Regions from separate parts of the Homo sapiens genome. Here region 1 is linked to region 2. The links are chromatin loops, found by intact Hi-C in ENCODE. Cell type or tissue: heart left ventricle. All regions are shown on one strand. Links, peaks and the distances in the headings refer to the core of each region. The heading gives the core; the rest is flanking DNA.

Region 1 (5,176 bases), core at 1,378-3,877, 110 kb before region 2:
GGCCCAGGAGGCAAATCTCATCTTCTTGAGCCTTTCTCCAAGGCTGGCTTCTTCCAGTTTGGCTGGTTCTAAGGGCAACTAGGGTCTCTCCATCAGCGTCAGAGTTTGCCTGCCACCAACCCCACTCATCTTTAATAATAAATTAATATAGATCTCAAAGCCCAAAGAGTAAACGTCCCCTAGCGGGCCTCAGTGGCAAAGTACAAAGTAAAGTACACCAGTAATTTTTTTAGCATGAATCAACAGCTCAGCAGTTCTGGGCTCAATTGGGCCCACAATGAGTACTTTCTCTTGTCATTTAATAGGCTTGGCCTTGAGTCAACAGCTTCTGAATAGTGCTGTTAATTAGATTGGCTGTTTCTATTTCAGTTGTTCAAAGCTTTCAGAATGCTAAAAAATATTCGTAAACCTTTGTCTGCTGCCAAGGTAAAGATATTTACCTGGGAAAGGAGTGCCATATGTAACCTGCCCTGATTTGAACTCACCCTCCCTTATACGACTGTCCTTGGGAAAAGCCTAAGAGAGTTCATTTTTTAACAGATTCCAGTGGTGGTCATTATTTCTTGACCAGAGATTGCTCCCTGGAGGCAGAAGTCACTGGGAGGCAGCTACAAAGTGCTGCAGAGGGTTCAGTAATCCCTAATCATGGAGACCAGTTACAAAGGCCTTCATTAAATTATTAACCTCTGCAACAACAGAAAGAACTATTTTCATTTTTATAAGAATGGTAGGCAAGGGTCAGGTCATAAAAGCCTAGAGATGTCATGCTAAGGAAGTCAGATTGGATACTGCAGAGAACTGTTAAAGAAGGGGAGTGACACTCAAATATGCATTAAGAAAGTCCATCAAGCAACAGGATAAATGAGAAGGAGGGCAGGAGGTCTTTAGAACAGTCTGGGAGAGAGACGATGGGGTCCTGGTTTTAGGCTGTGACTATGGGAGAACCCACAGAGGGTAGGTTCAAAAGAGAGGAGTCAACAATAACCCATATTGCTACATAAATCATAGGTTGAAATGAACATTTCAGAGTAAAATGCCAAAACTAAACAAGGCTTTCCTTGGAAGGAATGGGAAAGATTGAGAATCATGATGAAATACAGCATTAAGCTAAAAGCAGTGACACCTCAGGGGTAGGAAGGATGATGATTGTAGTTCGGGGGACTTTAGTCCTCACTCCACTCTTGGTATAGAAAATCGAGGTTTTCCCAATATTGTGAAAGTTACCATGTAAATGCAGCTTCCAGCCTCCTTCTCTATTTCCAAACATATGAGTACCTTAAACCCCTCCATTATAGAAATTCTGGATCTTCTCTTACCACTAACCATCATATAAGATGCTGCATGTTTTCGCAACAAGCATGTGCTCTTCGAAATAATCTCTATTTCGAAGCCAAGATCAGTGACCCCAGCTTCTTTGCTTAACTATAAATTAAACAGTCCTTCTGTTTTATAATTATTACTGCAAACATGTAAAATATCCAGATGGGCTACCTCTTGAAACAAAGAACAAAAAATGGCTTTTTCAATGTAGGGTGTCAACTGCAAAGAAACAACCCCATAGAGAAGCACTCATGCTTTAGCTACGACAAACTGTTTCCAAATCAGAGGCTGAGACAACCATCTTAAATATAGAAATCTCTGCACCAGCAGTGTCCTTTCTGCCCTCTCAAAGCCTGCCAGGACTTGGAGGCTGTGTCATAGATCAGTGCCACCCACAACCAAAGGGCTGAGGACTTCTGGTAATTGTTGAAGCTTCACCAATTGTTTCCAAGGCATATCAGGTCTTGGAGCGACAAGTGAGATTCCCTTTGAATCATCTCCCCTTTCACTCCGGCCAGTTCAGAAGTTGCCAACCAGCTGCTGCCTCATCTCCCTATGGCAGCCACCTGACACCACTTTGGGCTTTATGCCTGTACCACTGGAACTCAGTGGCAAAATCAGATCCAACTCAGCATTATCATGGGCACTGCAGAAGTGGTCTGTTCTCAAGTTTTAGATGTTCCTTTGTGTTTGGCGTTCCTTCCTCCTGGCTGTCTCCCTGACCTACTCTCTGAGCCGGCCTGTATCTTCTAACCTATTCATTGAATACCTACCACAACAAACTAGACTCTCTGTGGGGGCTCTAAGATGCACAGGGCATGGTTCCTACCCTCAGGGACTTGAAAAACCAGCTGGAGAGAGAGAGGAATATGCACAGCAATACTAAGCAGCAACAACATTCTCTTAAAGGCACACATTTTTTTTTTCAATGTTCTCTGGTCTCTCCATGTGTCTGTGTGGATATGAGTGCCAAATCAGAGGTATGATGTGAAAAAATGGTATTTATCTGTGGAGGTTACAGATCATTGCTTGTGAGGTTCATGGGAAAAGCGTGGACAAATTTGGATAGTGTATACATGGCTGGGTGTATCAGGAATACAAAACCCCCACAGGCTGGGACAGAATACCTTTCACTACCCAGATTCGTTTCATTCATATAAATTTTACCTGAGGTTAGTTTTTAATTTTTTGGGTAGCTAGACTGTGGGATCATGAAAGGAATTTCCAGGAAACTAGGTAAATGTAGGTGAGATATGAAACAAATGTTTTACTTCAGTGTAAACCTAAACAATAGAGTCCTAATAAACTCTGTTTTTAGGTTTTTGTCCCTCCCCTGCAAGGTAGCAAAGGAGTGAAACCAGGAAAAGGATGAGTGGAACCCCCACGGCATCTTCCAGGCCTCTGGTTTTTCTTCATCCACTGATCTCTCCACAGAGAAGAAATTATATTTAAGGTCCCAGTGAAACTTGACCCTAACTAAAGCATTCTGTTCAGAAGTTTCAACCCCTAAGGGAGAAAAAGCTGTTCCAAAGGGCCGATCTTACTTTTTGTTGGAAGCTTCTGAGCTCTGTCTGTCCAAAGAACATTCTGCTGATGAGTCACAACAGACGATTAGTTAGGACTGCTTGGTTTTTTAGGAAACAGGCATTGTACAAAGTGTAAGGATCTCTCTGGCAGTTGGGATTTCTGCTTTCAGTTTGCTAACACTGAGTTCCTCTCTGTCGCGATCAAAAAAGTCGAGCCCTTCTGTGACTCCAAGCACCACTGAGTATTTGTTCACAGGCCTGTATGTGGCTTGGAGGAGAGAAAGCTGCTAGGAGACAGGTCTGGGCCAAACTGCAAGGCTGATTAGCAGGAAAACAGACTCTATCCTTATACATACTGACGAGTGAATTGAAATTTCTCGGCTCATTTACTCCAGTAATTTGGACTGGGGCTGGATCATTGCCCTTGGTGGTCTTTAAATTTTTCCTCTGTCCTTGTGTGATTTGTTGTATAGCAGTGGACTACAGCATAGGGCTTCGGAATCAGACAGACATGAATTCCAACCCTAAATCTCTTTGCCTACTTTGGGAGGGATTCTTAATTTCTGTAAGCCTCAGTTTCTTCATCTATAAAATGGGAATAATAACAGCACCTAGGGTTACCGTGAGGATTAATCCCAGTAAAGTATATGAATGCCTAGCCCATTGCCTAATCCACCATGGGTGCTCAATAGTTTATTTTCCTCCCTGGTTCTAGCTTTGCCACTTAATAGCTGTGAGACTTTTAACAAGTCATTTCAATGTTCCTGGTCATGATTTTCCTCATCTTTAAATTGGGTAGGAGGAGAACACACCAGTAATACCCGCTCACTGGGATGTTCTGAACTGTGCCTGGACAAATATGCTTGTGGCCATGGGCAACTATCCCAGTGAGACCTGCCTGATGGCTTGATGGCCAGCTTCACAGTTGTTTTCCCTGTTGGATGGTAGAGTGTCAGCTGTATGTCTGAGAGGTCAGGGAGGGTCTCTTCCCAGAGTTGGGACAAGCCTGTAGGTGTACTCCTGGTAGATGGACATCTTGAATCCAAATTGTAAATATTTTATTTCCTTGGGGAGTCTTTCATTTGTCTCTTTTTCCTCTGCCACTGCTGCTATTTTAATTATTTTAATCCAGGCTCTTCTCATCCCAGATATGAACAGCAGCAGTAAAACTGATCTTTTTGCTTTCTGCCTTCAGATGAGTCTTTCAAAGATTCCAATTACCTTTAGTCATTTTATTGCTCAAAAGCTCAACAGCCCCATCATTTCCTGGATAAACTGAAGACCCCTCAGCCTGGTATTTAAGACCCTCTAATCTGGCCCACTTTATCTTACTTCCTACTATACGCCTCACAAACTCCCCACTCATCCACTCGTGTTTCCTCACAGTTTTTCAATGACGATGTGCATATTCTTAAATGCCAGCCCTTGTTCATTTTCTTCTTCCTGCCTGGAATGCATGGCCCCTCAGCCCATCCTAAGTATAACCTCACTTTTGCCATGTGGTCTTTTTAGTCATTGCAACTCACTGCAACTTGGTTTGGGTAACAAATGCCTGGGTTTGTGAGTTCAAGGATGGTCCCAATAAGTCAAGCAGGAAGGAGAAGCAGGTTGGATGGGAAAGACAGTACATCTTGGAGATGTTGAATTTGTGGCAATGGCATTTTTGTTGTTGTTCCTTCTTTCAAAATCACATGGATTTCAGTTAGAGAAATGTTGTTCAGGGGAAATGTTTCTTAGTTAGAAAAAATACATACACGTAGTTTTTTAAAATTTTGTTTGTAAAGAAGACTAGAAAGAAAGATATCAAGAAAAAGTAAAAATTACCTCTATTTCCAACACCTTGAAATAATTGCTACGGATATTTTAATGTGTGTCTTTCTTGGCCTTAAAAAGATATTTTAAATTTTTTTTTAAAAAAATTATGCCATATATACTCTTTAGTACATTATATTCAACACTATATTGTGAATGTGATTTACATCAATAAATCCTGACTAAATAATAATTTTTAATATCTGTTTAAGGCTACACTATAATGTATTTAATCAGTCTTGTATTGGTGAAACTTAGCTTATGTCCAGTTTTCAGTTCCTCAATATGTGACATTATTTTTTTATACCTGAGTTCAAAAAACGATATTGACCTTTAGAGACAAAATTTGCAGGTGTTCATTGTAAAAAAAAAAATAGAGTGAGAAGCAAAAATAAAATAAATAAAATAAAAATAACTCACAATTCCATTACCCAAAGATAAACTCAGCTAGATTTTGATGGCACTCCATCCCTAAGTTGACAGAACGTTTATTGTAAAATTCTGATAATTTCCTTCTA
Region 2 (5,176 bases), core at 888-3,387:
GAGCTCAAGTGATTCTCCTGCCTCAGCCTCCTAAATAACTAGGACTACAGGTGTACATCACCACACCCAGCTCATTTTTTAAAAATTTGTTTTGTAGAGACAAGGTCTTACTATGTTGCCCAGGCTGGTCTCAAACTCCTAGGCTCAAATGATCCTTCTCCTTCAGCTTCCCAAAGTCCTGGTATTACAGACATAAGCCTCTGAGCCTGGCCCATTGTTCTCTTTTTGTAAATAAAGAAACTAAGCCTCTGAACTAAGTAATGATGACCTTAGGGGATGCACCAGGCCTCTGATTCCCTTTTTGCTGAGTGCTGCTCTGAGTTATCAGGGTGAAAACTATCTGATAAGGAATCTATTTAGCCAAGGTATTGGTGATTCAAAAGTGTTAAATATGCTTCTCCCAAGGGTTTTTGTATTTTTTAAAAAGATCAGTAGAGCAATAACTAAGCCAGTGAAATAACTAAACCTTTAACTGTGTAATTTCAGTCATAGTCAATGGAGACTGTTGGGACAGGGTGGGCAGAAGATGGGAAAGGAGAGGGCAATTGGCCAGTTGCCAATCACACCCTGTAAGGAATGAGCTTCTCCATTCACATGCAAAGCTAGCATTGTCAAAAAAAAAACCCATCAGCTGAGGATTTTTTTGTATTGTGGTAAATCCTTTAAATTGCAAGCACAAGTTATTAATTTTATTTACATTTTAAAATGTATATTTATGACAGAAAATCCACCTTTAAATTAAAGGTATTGATATCCATTAGGTCTGATGCAGATTTCCAAATTTTATTTATCAGTAAATAATATAGCATCAGCTTTTTGAGAACAGATACAGAAGACGAAGTGCCCATATTTATTAAATGAAAGTAAATTATCATTCTAAAAGCAAGGTTTGAGCAACGTTCTCGCTGGTTTGGTTTTGCAGATATTTATGGACTCTAAGTGGGAATTGAGGTCTTATAAGCAAAGCAGGAAAAGTCAATTGACCTGAGCTTCCATAACTTTTTTAACTCAGGCTTGTTGTCACAACACTACTGACAGTACGAAGCGTGCACTCTGTTGCAACGTCAGATGAAGTGTTCATTTAATTAGAAATTAAAATTAGAGCATTAAAAGTTTGAAATTTTTCTGATGTTTCACAGCCTATTTTTAATAACCCAATATTCTAGCACACTCAAAAAATCTGGGTGAGATTACTTTAAATATAGATACATCACCAAGACCTGAGAGAGCATATAATGAGGTGTAGGGTTTCCCAACAAGGAGAAGGGGAAGCATGAACCCCCAGATAGGGCAGAGAACTACTGCTTGGATAGAAGGCAGTGCATGCAGGCTTTCTTAAGATATACTCTGCACCCCTCTACCTCTACAAGACTTTTACCAGCTTTGAGATATAATTCACCTATAAAATTCACCCACTTTAAGTGTACAATTCAGTGGCTTTTAATATTTATAGAGGTGTGCAGCCATCACTACAATCTAATTTCAGAACATTCTCATCATCTCCAAAAAAACCTTGTACCCATTAGCAGTCACTCCCCTTTCCACCTCCCTTGAGCCACTGGCAACAATTAATTTCCTTTCTGTCTCCATAGATTTGCCTATTCTGGGTATTTCATATAAATTGAATCACACAACACCTGGATGTTTATGACTGGCTTCTTTCACTTAGCGTAACGTTTTCAGGATTCATCCATGGTGTGGCGTGTGTGAGTAATTCATTCCTTTTTATTGCTGAAAAATATTCTCTGGTATGGATAACCCACAGTTTTATCCATTCATCAGTTTGTGGACATTTGGGCTATTCCCACTTTTGGGCTATTATGAATTAATGCAGCCATAAGTATTTGTATACAGGTTTATTCATAAACATAGGCTTTCATTACTCCTAAGTATATACGTAGGAGTAGAACTGCTGGGTCATATGATAACTCTATGTTTAACATTCTGAGGAAATGGCAGGCTGTTTTCCAAAGTGGCTGCACTATTTTACATTATGATCAGCAATGTATGGAAATCCAAGTAATGCTGACTTTAAACCTCAGAGATCTTCACTAGCAAGACTGGAAAAGATGGCTTGGACCCAGAAGATCGTGAGTCCAGAAATCCCCAATTGCCAACTGCTGCCATATAAGACCTGTAGATTCTCGATATTCAAAGTGTGGATCTTGAATTCATAGCATCTCCATCACCTGGAACCTTGTTAAAAATGCAGAATCTTAGGCCCCATCCAAGATCTACTGAATCAAAATAATTTTGGTAAGAATTACAATGATCCATATGCAAATAGTTTGAGAATTACTGCCATAGAAAGCTTAAAGTAGATTTTAAAACTGCACTGCAGAAGGCCTCCCTGGGTACCTGTGCCAGATGGAGCTGATGAGTGCTGAAGATTGGCTCATGGAAAAACAGTCATGCAGGCAAATTTATCTCCAGTGTCTCCAAGCTAACCCCCTCAATTCTAATTCTTTCCTTTTATATTTTGGATCCCCTTTTTGCCTTTTTCTTTTTTATAACCAGTACCTTTTTCTCTTACCCCTCTCCCATAGCACAACATGATCTGTGCAACACTCCATCACACCACAGGGAACAATAGCATCTGTGGTGTCCACAATTTATATTTTTTGTGCAATTAAAAAATGAGAAGGCCTAAGCCCTTTGGAGAAAACTGAATAGCCTGGGATGCCCGGGGCTTTTTCCAGGTCCTGAAATTAGACCAGAGATTACCTTTATTATTTATATCCTCTATCCTGCATAGTGCTGAAAATAATTGAAGAATTGAAACGACGATAGGAAAAAATATGAAAAAGCCACCAGGGGTAGGTTTTGTGTACCAAATCCATGCCATATTGCTAGAAACAGGTTGCAAATTTGGCTGTAGCAGCCAACAAGATCAGAAAAATACTATGAATTATGTATTCAGTGTCTATAAGATAGAAACCAATCAGCTGCTCAAGAGTTGTGCAGCCATTCCTGGTGCGGAGGTTAAAGAGAATTTTTCTCTTCAATCCTCAAATTTTCAGGTAGGAACAGACAGATCCAATCACATGAAACCTCAATGAGTTGACATCCTCTTAAGAAAACCAAGTACTCTAACGTGAGCACCTTGGGTCAGCATAAGCGTGAACCAAAAAGAGTATCTCAGGCAGTGCCTGGCATCAGGACCACTCTAACATACCCACATGTAGGTAACTGAGGCTCCATATAAATAAAAAGTGCTGTGTAAGTGACTGCCAGGATATTGCTAGTCTAGTGAGCTAATCTTTTTTCTTTTTTTCAACTATTTCTCTCCTAAAAATAAAAAAAGAAAAAAAGAAAAAAGAAAACAAAAACCTTAAGATCCAGACAACTGGGTCAAAAGATGTGTTCTCTTTTACCTAATAGGGAAACTTGCCTTTGCTTTCTTAGCTTAAATCATCTGAGAACGTTGGGAGTGACAGGGACCTTGGAGATCATCTAGGTTATTCTCCACATGTCACCAAGCCAGAAAGCTCTGGAAATTGGCTGCCTCCATGGGACAGTCATCGCAGACTTTGCCAAAGCAAAAGTGCTGATGTCACTCATCATACTAGCAGTTGGCTGCTAAGTGATTAAGATAAAAGGGGCCAAGCTAGTGAAAGCTTGTGGGGGTAAGGAAGGAGGGCACAATGTGACTTACATGCAAGAAGAGTTTGTATAATGGAAAGAGTACTGGGCTTTTATTGACTATGTGACCTTGGGCATTAATCTCCTTGGATTTTCCTCACCTACAATAAATAATCTAAGCAGTTAACACTTACTGTGTTCTTAGTACTTCATATGAACTGTTCATGTTGAAACTTCACAATAATCTATCAGCCAGGGCCTACTATTTTCTCCATTTACAGATGAGAAAACTGAGGCACAACGAGGTTAAGTTACTTGCCCAAGGCCACTCAATCAAATTCAGGCAGTCCAACTTCAGAGTCTGAGCTTTGTCAACTGAGAGGGTCAAAGAGATGAATGCTAAAGACCCTTTGCACCTGTGCTATTAATTTTTCCCTCCTGTTAAATTGGGATAATAATAAAGTTGTTGCCAAGATTATGAGATAATGCAGGTTAAGTCCTTAGCGCAGTGCCTGAAGCATAAGTGCTCAGTAAATGTCAGCTATTACTATTGTTCATACTTGTACTCTTGCCATTAACATTTTATGGAACAAATCACTTCTGTCATCTCAACAGCTGCCTGAGTGCACAGTTATTCCAACTAAACTGATTAATAAATTCAAACAACGAGTCAATTTAATCATAAAATCAAGCAAGCCTGAATTGATGCTGGAGTGAATTGCCTAGTTAGTCTTAAGCGGTGCTGTCTGATAGAACTTTCTGTGATAATGAAAATGCTCTATATGTGTGCTGTCTGATACAGTAGCCAGTAGCTGCACGCGCCTCCTGAGCACTTGAAATGTGACTTGAATGTGACTTGAAAGTGACTCAGCACTTTCAGTGCCTGAGGCACTGAAAATTTAATATATTTAATTTTACTTAATTTACATTTTTATTTTAGTCACCTCATGTGGCTAGTGGCTGCCATGTTGGTCAGTTCAGGCAAAGCCTAGATGGCAGCCAGAAACCCTTGGTGAGGGGACGCCAAGGTGTCAGGCACAAGAAGGAAATCCAGGAACTCTCTGGCCACAACTGTTTTGTTAACAGATGTCTTAAAGAATCACAAATATTCTAATGCTGGGGGTTCCCTCCCCCTGGTATGTGGGAATGTATATTTTGGGGGAGAGGGCAGGAAAGAAGACAATTCCACTTTCCTCACCAGGATGCCCCCAGTGAATTCTCAGTAGATTTTAATTCCTTATTGTTGTTAAAAATCATTTTGGGCATTTGGTTTTCTCTTCTTGTGTTACTTTGCTGAGAATGATGGTTTCCAGTTTCATCCATGTCCCTGCAAAGGACATAAACTCATCCTTTTTTATGGGTGCATAGTATTCCATGTATACCTATGTAACAAACCTGCACGTTGTGCACATGTACCCCAGAACTTAAAGTATGATAATTAAAAAAAATGATTTTGGGGAGAAGATAGTTTATACCTATGCAATGTGACAGCACCATGACAACACATCTTTCAAATGCTCGATTTTAGTATGTGCAGAAACTAAAATGTGATTTTAAGTCACATTGTAGCTTGAGTGTTTAATTAAGAAAAAGG

Evidence for each region. A loop is a pair of places that touch in the nucleus more often than their neighbours do. Peaks named below come from ENCODE experiments on the same cell type or tissue, not always from the same donor. Only the 100,000 strongest peaks of a DNase experiment are listed, where the experiment ranks them.
Region 1: a loop joins it to region 2, with 3 times the contacts of the local background. A loop is called at or near these places in 3 of 110 quality-filtered maps.

Annotation. Positions count from the first base shown.
Region 1 is chr3:150,059,685-150,064,860 of GRCh38, forward strand. No RefSeq gene overlaps it. Among named protein-coding and RNA genes, the nearest start is that of LINC01998, 20 kb to the right of the region's middle. In heart left ventricle, for the core only: no CTCF peak of the experiment used is centred there; no DNase peak of the experiment used is centred there; H3K4me3 peaks cover 645 bases; H3K27ac peaks cover 908 bases.
Region 2 is chr3:150,165,358-150,170,533 of GRCh38, forward strand. No RefSeq gene overlaps it. Among named protein-coding and RNA genes, the nearest start is that of LINC01213, 71 kb to the right of the region's middle. In heart left ventricle, for the core only: no CTCF peak of the experiment used is centred there; no DNase peak of the experiment used is centred there; H3K27ac peaks cover 199 bases.